Regions from separate parts of the Homo sapiens genome. Here region 1 is linked to region 2. A link is an interaction called in ENCODE POLR2A ChIA-PET data of the cell type or tissue named here. Cell type or tissue: PC-9. All regions are shown on one strand.

What was found. ChIA-PET counts read pairs that join two places held together with the same protein. Peaks named below come from ENCODE experiments on the same cell type or tissue, not always from the same donor. Only the 100,000 strongest peaks of a DNase experiment are listed, where the experiment ranks them.
Region 1: POLR2A ChIA-PET joins it to region 2 with 6 read pairs; 2 of 35 experiments call an interaction of 5 or more read pairs at or near these places.

What each region holds. Positions count from the first base shown.
Region 1 is chr10:72,498,976-72,502,975 of GRCh38, reverse strand. The region is part of intron 6 of MICU1 (mitochondrial calcium uptake 1); the gene reads left to right. Among named protein-coding and RNA genes, the nearest start is that of MICU1, 130 kb to the left of the region's middle. In PC-9, no CTCF peak of the experiment used is centred here; no DNase peak of the experiment used is centred here.
Region 2 is chr10:72,663,848-72,667,847 of GRCh38, reverse strand. No RefSeq gene overlaps it. Among named protein-coding and RNA genes, the nearest start is that of MCU, 26 kb to the left of the region's middle. In PC-9, no CTCF peak of the experiment used is centred here; a DNase peak (open chromatin) is centred at 1,717; H3K27ac peaks cover 1,398 bases.

The DNA of each region.
Region 1 (4,000 bases), 160 kb after region 2:
AGTGTTAAGCTGTAACTTCAGTGCTGCTTCTTTGTCTAAGGCTGAACTACGGAAAGGCTGGTCATAAACTCTCCTATAGATAGTGGGCAGTTCAAGCATCCTTGCAATCTGAGTTTTGCACACTGCATTGTCTACTTTATCTATTATAACAAGATGGGGAGAAATATGAGAAATGACATTGAGATCAGTTCTTTCCCATGTTCAGATTGCCGCTAGGATGACAGGAAATGAGGCACTCAGTGACTCTCCTTTCTTGTGGGTAACAAGGGATCATTACAGTCTAAATACACTAAATGGTTCCCAAGTCATCTGCGAGAGGGCACCCAATACCCTAGGGAAAATCTTTGCCAGGGAGTGGCTTGGGAATAGGGAAAGTACATTAGCATATGCATTCATCTGTTACTCTGATGGATAGCAGGGCCACAGAAAACCAGCTAGAACAGTGCAAAGGGCATCAGCCAGATGCTGTGGGACCGCCATATTTCTGAGGAGCTGTTTTCATTCAAAGTTAACGGAATAAGGCTGGGCGCGGTGGCTCACACCTGTAATCTCGGCACTTTGGGAGGCTGAGGTGGGTGGATAACTTGAGGTCAGGAGTTCGAGACCAGCCTGGCCAACATGGCGAAACCCCATCTCCACTAAAAAATACAAAAATTAGCCGGGCATGGTGGTACATACCTGTAGTCCCAGCTACTCAGGAGGCTGAGGCAGGAAAATTGCTTAAACCTGGGAAGCAGAGGTTGCAGTGAGCTGAGGTTGCGCCACTGCACTCCAGCCTGGAAGACAGAGCGAGACTGACTCAAAAAAAAAAAAAAAACAAAAAAAAAAACAGCAAAACAAAGTTAATGAACTCACAGGTGTTCAAGAAATCGCCATCATTTTGAAGAATATGAACACTGTGCTCTAATGGATTGAAACTTGAATCCTCAAAGTAGCTTATGAACTACTATGTGGTCTAAAATAAAAGTCAACAACTACATATAGGAAATCATGTGGGTTTTTTTCTTGACTTAAAAATAAAATTAAGAAAGCTGTTTTTCTAAAGAAAGCATGTTATGCAATATAATTTCTTCCATTAGAGTTAATTCTTCTTATTTAAACTTTTTGGAAGTTTGGTTTTTCTAAATAAGAGTTTCTAGGACACGTATCCAGAATAACAATCAATCTGGCAGAAATATCTCGTGCTTACAATAAGCAGTGGCATGAATTTCTTACTCTTCTCTGTATGTGATTCGGGTAATGGGCCTTCCTTGGCCAACCTACACGTTTAAACACCTTTTATTCCATTTCACTCATACAACACACATCTCCTAAACCTCTTTCTTTATTTTTTCTCCTTGGCACATATCACTATTTAACATTTCATATAATTTATTTTTTATACTGTTATTGTCCATTTTCCAATCTAGAATATAAGCTGCATGACTGATTATAAATTTGTAATGATATTCACTACAGACATATCTATATTAAGCATGGTGGCAAGGTAACAGAGCAAGAATATAACATATGTTGTTTTTTTCATTTTATTAAAAAAAAAAAACCTTTAGCAAACTTAAGACTCTACTTTGCTGTTGATATCCTAAATTTAGAATAGTCCTTGTAGCTGTTGATGTCTTCAGTCTGTACCCAGTACCAGTGAAATGAGGAAAATGTGTATTTTAATTAATCTATTCCCAAACAAGCTTGGTTTCTTATAATTCAGAATTCATATATTTGTATCCCCTCTTTACTCCTAACTCATACATTCTATTGCTTTAAACCTTATCTCTCTAATCAGCTTTGATGGATTAACTTGAAGAATTTTCAGCATGAGCCATAGCATCCATATTAAATAGAATATTAAGTATTTACTAGATAACTACTCATTAATAAAATGAATTCAGATTCATTCTAGGCAAGATGAAGAGACTGTTAATAATTATTATTAAATAATTTCCAAGGACTGCTGATTCTTAAAGTAAGTTAATAAGAATTGAGTGGGAATAAACAAGCATGGTTATTAGTAGCTTACTTCTCTGCACTAACCAACTGGAACATTAGCTGATGGTCTTAAATTTTATACACAGAAGTCAGAGATTTTTCTGCATAACTAGATATAGAGAAGGGTTATCAGAATTTCTTTGGAATGCTAAATATTATTTATTGACTTGGATCATTCTTACTAATGCTAAGATTCACTAGGTAATGGTAATATAACTTAGAATTTGGCCCTTGGCCATTGACAATTATGAAATATTATTGTGTGTTCTTTGTCTTCATATATGTTCAATCTAAAGTTATTAACCCTGTGGGCTAATAACATGAAAACAATTCTAGATAGCTTGATGGGGAGGCAATAATAAAACATTTATAATTGGGCACAGTGGCTCATGCTTGTAATCCCAGCACTTTGGGAGGCTGAGGCAGGAAGATCATTCGAGGTCAGGAGTTGGAGACCAGCCTGGCCAACATGGTGAAACCTTGTCTCTACTAAAAATACAAAAATTACCTGGGTATGGTGGTGAGTACCTGTAATCCCAGCTATTAGGGAGCTGAGAAACAAGAATCGCTTGAACCTGGGAGGCAGAGGTTAGTGATCCGGCAGTGAGCTGAGATCACGCCACTGCACCCTAGCCTGGGCAACAAAGCAAGACTGTCTCAAAAAAAAAAAAAAAAAAAAAAAAAAAAAAATATATATATATATATATATATATATATATATATATATATATGTATGTATGTATGTATATAATAGTTTATCATTAAGCAACTTCCTTACTTTTTACTATTAATCTTTGAAAAGCTACCAGAAAAATCAAAGCAAAAATGTTTGGTACCCAGGGCTTTAAAATTTGGAGGCAGACTTAATGAAAATCTGGCATAATTCATTATATTCTCATTTTGATTATCTCTTTAGATTTTAGAGAATCAGTGGAGAAATTGAATTAAGTGTTTTCACAGTAGCCAGATTTGATTTACTGAAAATTAAGCTACATCCTCATTATGATGCATCTTTCTCACAAATATACAAGCCTTTTGAGATATTACAATAGCATTCAAGTGAAGTTGTGTAATATCTTATTTCTCTTGCCATGCTGAAGTCAAGAGCAGATCACAAAGTGTATGTGACTTGGAAAGTGTGGTGCTGATCAGTGCCATTCCATCTAATGAAAATGTTATAAAAGTTTTAGATGAAAATAAGTTTTTCAGGTCGAGTGATGTATTGAAAAATATGGGCAAGGCCTAACAGATGAGATGTATCAACAGGTATAAAGCAGTTACAAATCCTTCTTACTGGGACATCAGAGTTGGGGAAGTTACACAGAAAATTTGGTTTAGCTATTATCTTCATAATTTCTATGTCTGGAAATTATCTGCCATTGCTAAATTGATGTTATGAAGAATAAGATTAAGAAGGTAAAAGGCTAATCTTTTTCAGTGTTATTTTAGCCTATGAGAGGTGCTTAGAATTTCTGAAATACTCATTTGCATATTGTAAGGCCAAAAGTATCACAATGTGTTATTTACCAATAACTTCCTTTTCTGGCATAACCTGTTTTTGTGGTTAATTCATTGGTTTTATGATAATGCAGCTTCTGTCAAAACATTAAAATAATGCTTTGAAATATATCAAGTTATTTATAGATGATGTTGAATTCATTCAAGCAAGAAAGAAGTGGCAGTTGTGTTTAATCTCTCAAATCTGCTTGTGACTATTCTAGAATATTAAAATATTTTTTAATCTGAAAAAGGAAATTTATCCTTTGGGAATAATTGCTTGTGATTTGTTCAAGGCTAAGCAGAGAACAGAGAGGGCAAAGAAGCAAATTGTGGCTTATAAGAAAAATAAGATCTAAATGTATTTTGACTGTATCTTGAGGGCGATTTTATAATTTTTTACCCTTGAGGTTCTCCTTATTAGCCTTTCATACTTGTATTTTATTTGAATCAGTCCAGCCTCATTGTTTTGAAAATAATAATATTCTTATAATGTAATAAAATTCTAATATTCATTTAA
Region 2 (4,000 bases):
TAACTCAGATAAAAGGTCAGCAGAAATGTTCAATTTGAAGTAGTTTCCTAGAATTCTATGGCAATGATTTAGAGTCTCATCCACAGTTGTTCCTAACAATGTCTTTACTCCTAACAAGTTTCTTTATTATGGGACAAAGTGTTAGCTCTCCTAAAATAACCAGGAAACAGGACAATAAAAACAGAGCTGTTGTTTGTAAATGGGAAGCATAAAGGGTGAGTGGCAACTCACAGAGAGCAGCTTCATGCTCCCTACATCTCTTTTTGAAAATGATTCTGTCAAAGGTATTTCATTATAGTAATGTAATGGTTTCTATTATAATTGGCTCCCATTTCTTTTTTTTGGATTACAGGCGTGAGCCAACATGCCAGGCAATTGGCTCCCATTTCAAAAGAAGCCTATCATGTTGGAAAAGAATGTCAAGAGTATCCAAAAGTTATTCATTTACATGTTCTTGTTTGTAATTTATAAAGTCTTTCAAGATATGATTTCATTTTACCATCTTGCTTTTATAACCTGTACTATAGTTTGAGTATTTTTCCCCTTAAAAACTCCTGTTGAAATTTAATCTTTGGGCCAGGCGTGGTGGCTCACGCCTGTAATCCCAGAACTTTAGGAGGTCAAGGTGGGTGGACCACCTGAGTTCGAGACCAGCCTGGCCAACGTGGTGAAACCCCTGTCTCTACTAAAAATACAAAAAATTAACTGGGCATGGTGGCGGGCGCCTGTAATCCCAGCTAATTGGGAGGCTGAGGCAGGAGAATCACTTGAACCCAGGAGGCAGAGGTTGCAGTGAGCTGAGATCGCACCATTGTACTCCAGCCTGGGCGACAAGAGAGAAACTCTGTCTCAAAAAAAAAAAAAAGGAATTTAATCTTCAATGTGGCAATATTGAGAGGTGGAGCCTTTTAGAGGGGAGTGGGCCATGAAAATTCTGCTCTCATGAATGGATTAATACATTCACATATTGATAAACTAATGAGTTAATGGATTAATGGGTTATCGGGGGATGCAACTGGTAGCTTTGAAGAAGAGGAGAGGAAACCTGAGCTAGCATTCTCAAGCCCTTGCCAATTTATGCTTGCACTGCCTATGGACTCTGTTAGAGAGTCCCCACCAGCAGGAAGGCTCTCACCAGATGTAACCCCTTGACTTTGGACTTCTCAGCCTCTATAACTACAAGAAGTAAATTCCTTTACTTTATAAAATACCCAATTTCAGGTATTCTGTTATAAGCAACAGAAAATGGACAACCTCCCTCTTACAGATAAAATGTCTATCTTCTGCTTTTGATTATTTTTCTTTAAACTAAATATTTATACATTTTCTTTTTTTTTTTTTTTTTTTTTTGAGACAGGGTCTCACTGTGTCACCCAGGCTGGAGTGCAGTGGTGTGATCTGGGCTCACTATAACCTCCACCTTCCGGGTTCAAGCTATTCTCATGCCTCAGCCTCCTAAGTAGCTGGAATTACAGATGCCCACCACCATGCCCAGCTAGTTTCTGTATTTTTAGTACAGATAGGGTTTCACCATGTTGGCCAGGCTGGTCTAAATTCCTGACCTCAAATGATCTGCCCCCCTCGACCTCCCAAAGTGCTGGAATTAAAGGTGTGAGCCACCACACCCAGCAATTTATACAATTTCTAGATGTCTGTTATTACTTCATTTCCTGTTGCTGAGCCTTGCTTTGTTATCTTAATAAAGCATAAATAATACCTCCAGTGGAACTGGGTTTACTCCTGTGACTGATCAACCCCACCCTCCTAATTAGAGATTTATTAGTCATTCAGAGAGTAGTACAGTCAGCATCAAAATATTGTGCCACAGGCATATATATAAACACTTTTTAAAATAAATCACTTTAGGAGGCCAAGGCGGGCGGATCATGAGGTTAGGAGTTCGAGACTAGCCTGGCCAACATGGTGAAACCCCATCTCTACTAAAAATACAAAAAATTAGCCAGGCATGGTGGCACACACCTGTAGTCCCAGCTACTCTGGAGGCAGAGGCAGAAGAATGGCTTGAACCTGGGAGGCGGAGGTTGCAGTGAGCCGAGATTGTGCCACTGTACTGTAGCCTGCGTGACACAGTGACACTCTGTCTCAAAAAAAAAAAATCTGAAAAAATAGCCAAGAAATTTACCAATCACGATGTCTACTCTTCATCTATATGAGATTAATACACTTAATATTTAGTAAGAAAGTCCTCATAGTTACAAAAGTACTATTTTCTATGTTTTCACCAGCTCACAAAAGTCTTCCTCCTCCTCTCCTACCCAACCAGTAACCTTCAAATGTTCAAATTATGCAAGGAAAATTTAGAATGAGGGGATTCTCAGGAGAAAGATTTATTGTTTTTCAGAAAACATTTAAGAGCTTTTAAGAGCTATCTGCAACAACAGGGATGGTTAAGTAATCTATAGTGAATATACCCAATGGAATACTATATAGTTTTTGTTTTATATTTTTTCTAGAATACTATATCGTTTTTTAAAATAATGACATAGGGTGGGTGTGGTGGCTCATACCTGTAATCCCAGCACTTTGGGAGGCCAAGGCGGGTGGATCACCTGAGGTCAGGAGTTTGAGACCAGCCTGGCCAATATGGTGAAACCCCGTCTCCCTACAAAAAATACAAAAATTAGCTGGGCGTGGTGGCACTCACATGTAATCTCAGCTACTTGGGAGGCTGAGGCCAGGGAATCACTTGAACCCAGGAGGCGGAGGTTGCAGTAAGCTCAGATTGCACCACTGCACTCTAGCCTGGGCGACAGAACAAGACTCCGTCTCAAAAAAAAAAAAAAAAAAAAAAAAAAGACATAAATCTATCTTCATTAATGTGAAAAGATATTTATGATACATAAACTGATAAAAGGAGGTTATAAAAACATGTTTTGTTGAACATAAGAAAAAAAAAGGCCAGGTGCAGTGGCTTACGTCTATAATCCCAGCACTTTGGGAGGCCGAGGCAGGTGGATCACAAGGTCAGGAGCTCAAGAATAGCCTGGCTAACATGGTGAAACCCCATCTCTACTCAAAACACAAAAATGAGCCAGGTATGGTGGCGTGTGCCTGTAATCCCAGCTGTTCGGGTGGCTGAGGGAGGAGAATGGCTTGAACAAGGGAGGTGGAGGTTGCGGTGAGCCGAGATCGTGCCACTGCACTCCAGCCTGGGTGATAGAGCGAGACTCCGTCTCAAAAAATAATAATAAAATAAAAATATAAAATAAAATAAGAAAAGAAAGATAGTGTCTTGGTGTTGAACTCAAAATAACTTTAATTTTCTTCATTTTAAAAAATTTTGATATTTTAACAATTAGCATTTTTTATTTTCATAGACAAAACAAAAAATATATTCCTACTTTTAAAAAGGAATAAATATGAGTTGTTTGGTGATGAGAAAACAGTCTCTCTCTCTCTTTCTCTCCCTCCTTCCCTCTCTACCTTTCAATTCTTCTTGCTTCTGATTGGCTTGCTACTACATACAGGTTCTAACCCTAAGGTGGGAAAGATGGCTGCCCCCAGCTCCAGACTCCAAAGTATACCCACAATTAACTCCAGCAGATAGAGATGATCTTCTTTATTAGCTGTAGCAGAAAAGTCACAGGGCAGCTTGACTTGCATCAGGAACCAACAATGTGGTGGGAAGTGAGTGGGGGTAGCTAAGGAATGTAATTTTCTGATGGGATAAGTCTTGGTCACAAGATATCTCCTATAGCCAGGGAGGAGAGGGAGTGAGTCCACACTGAGTTCATTCCCAGTAGGACAGACTAGTTTTGTCATCTTGAAGGAAAGAGGAAGGGTTGCTGAAAAGACTGAAATAATAGATATATATTACAATATTTATTCTAGACTCATATTAATAATAAATTTTAAAAGGAATTTCACACTGGGTTTTTCAGTGTTTGGGAAGTGGAAGGCACTATTCAATATCAAAACCCAATACTTATTCATTCAATAAATATTCATCGATTATCTATTATGTGCCCAGTAGCCTATA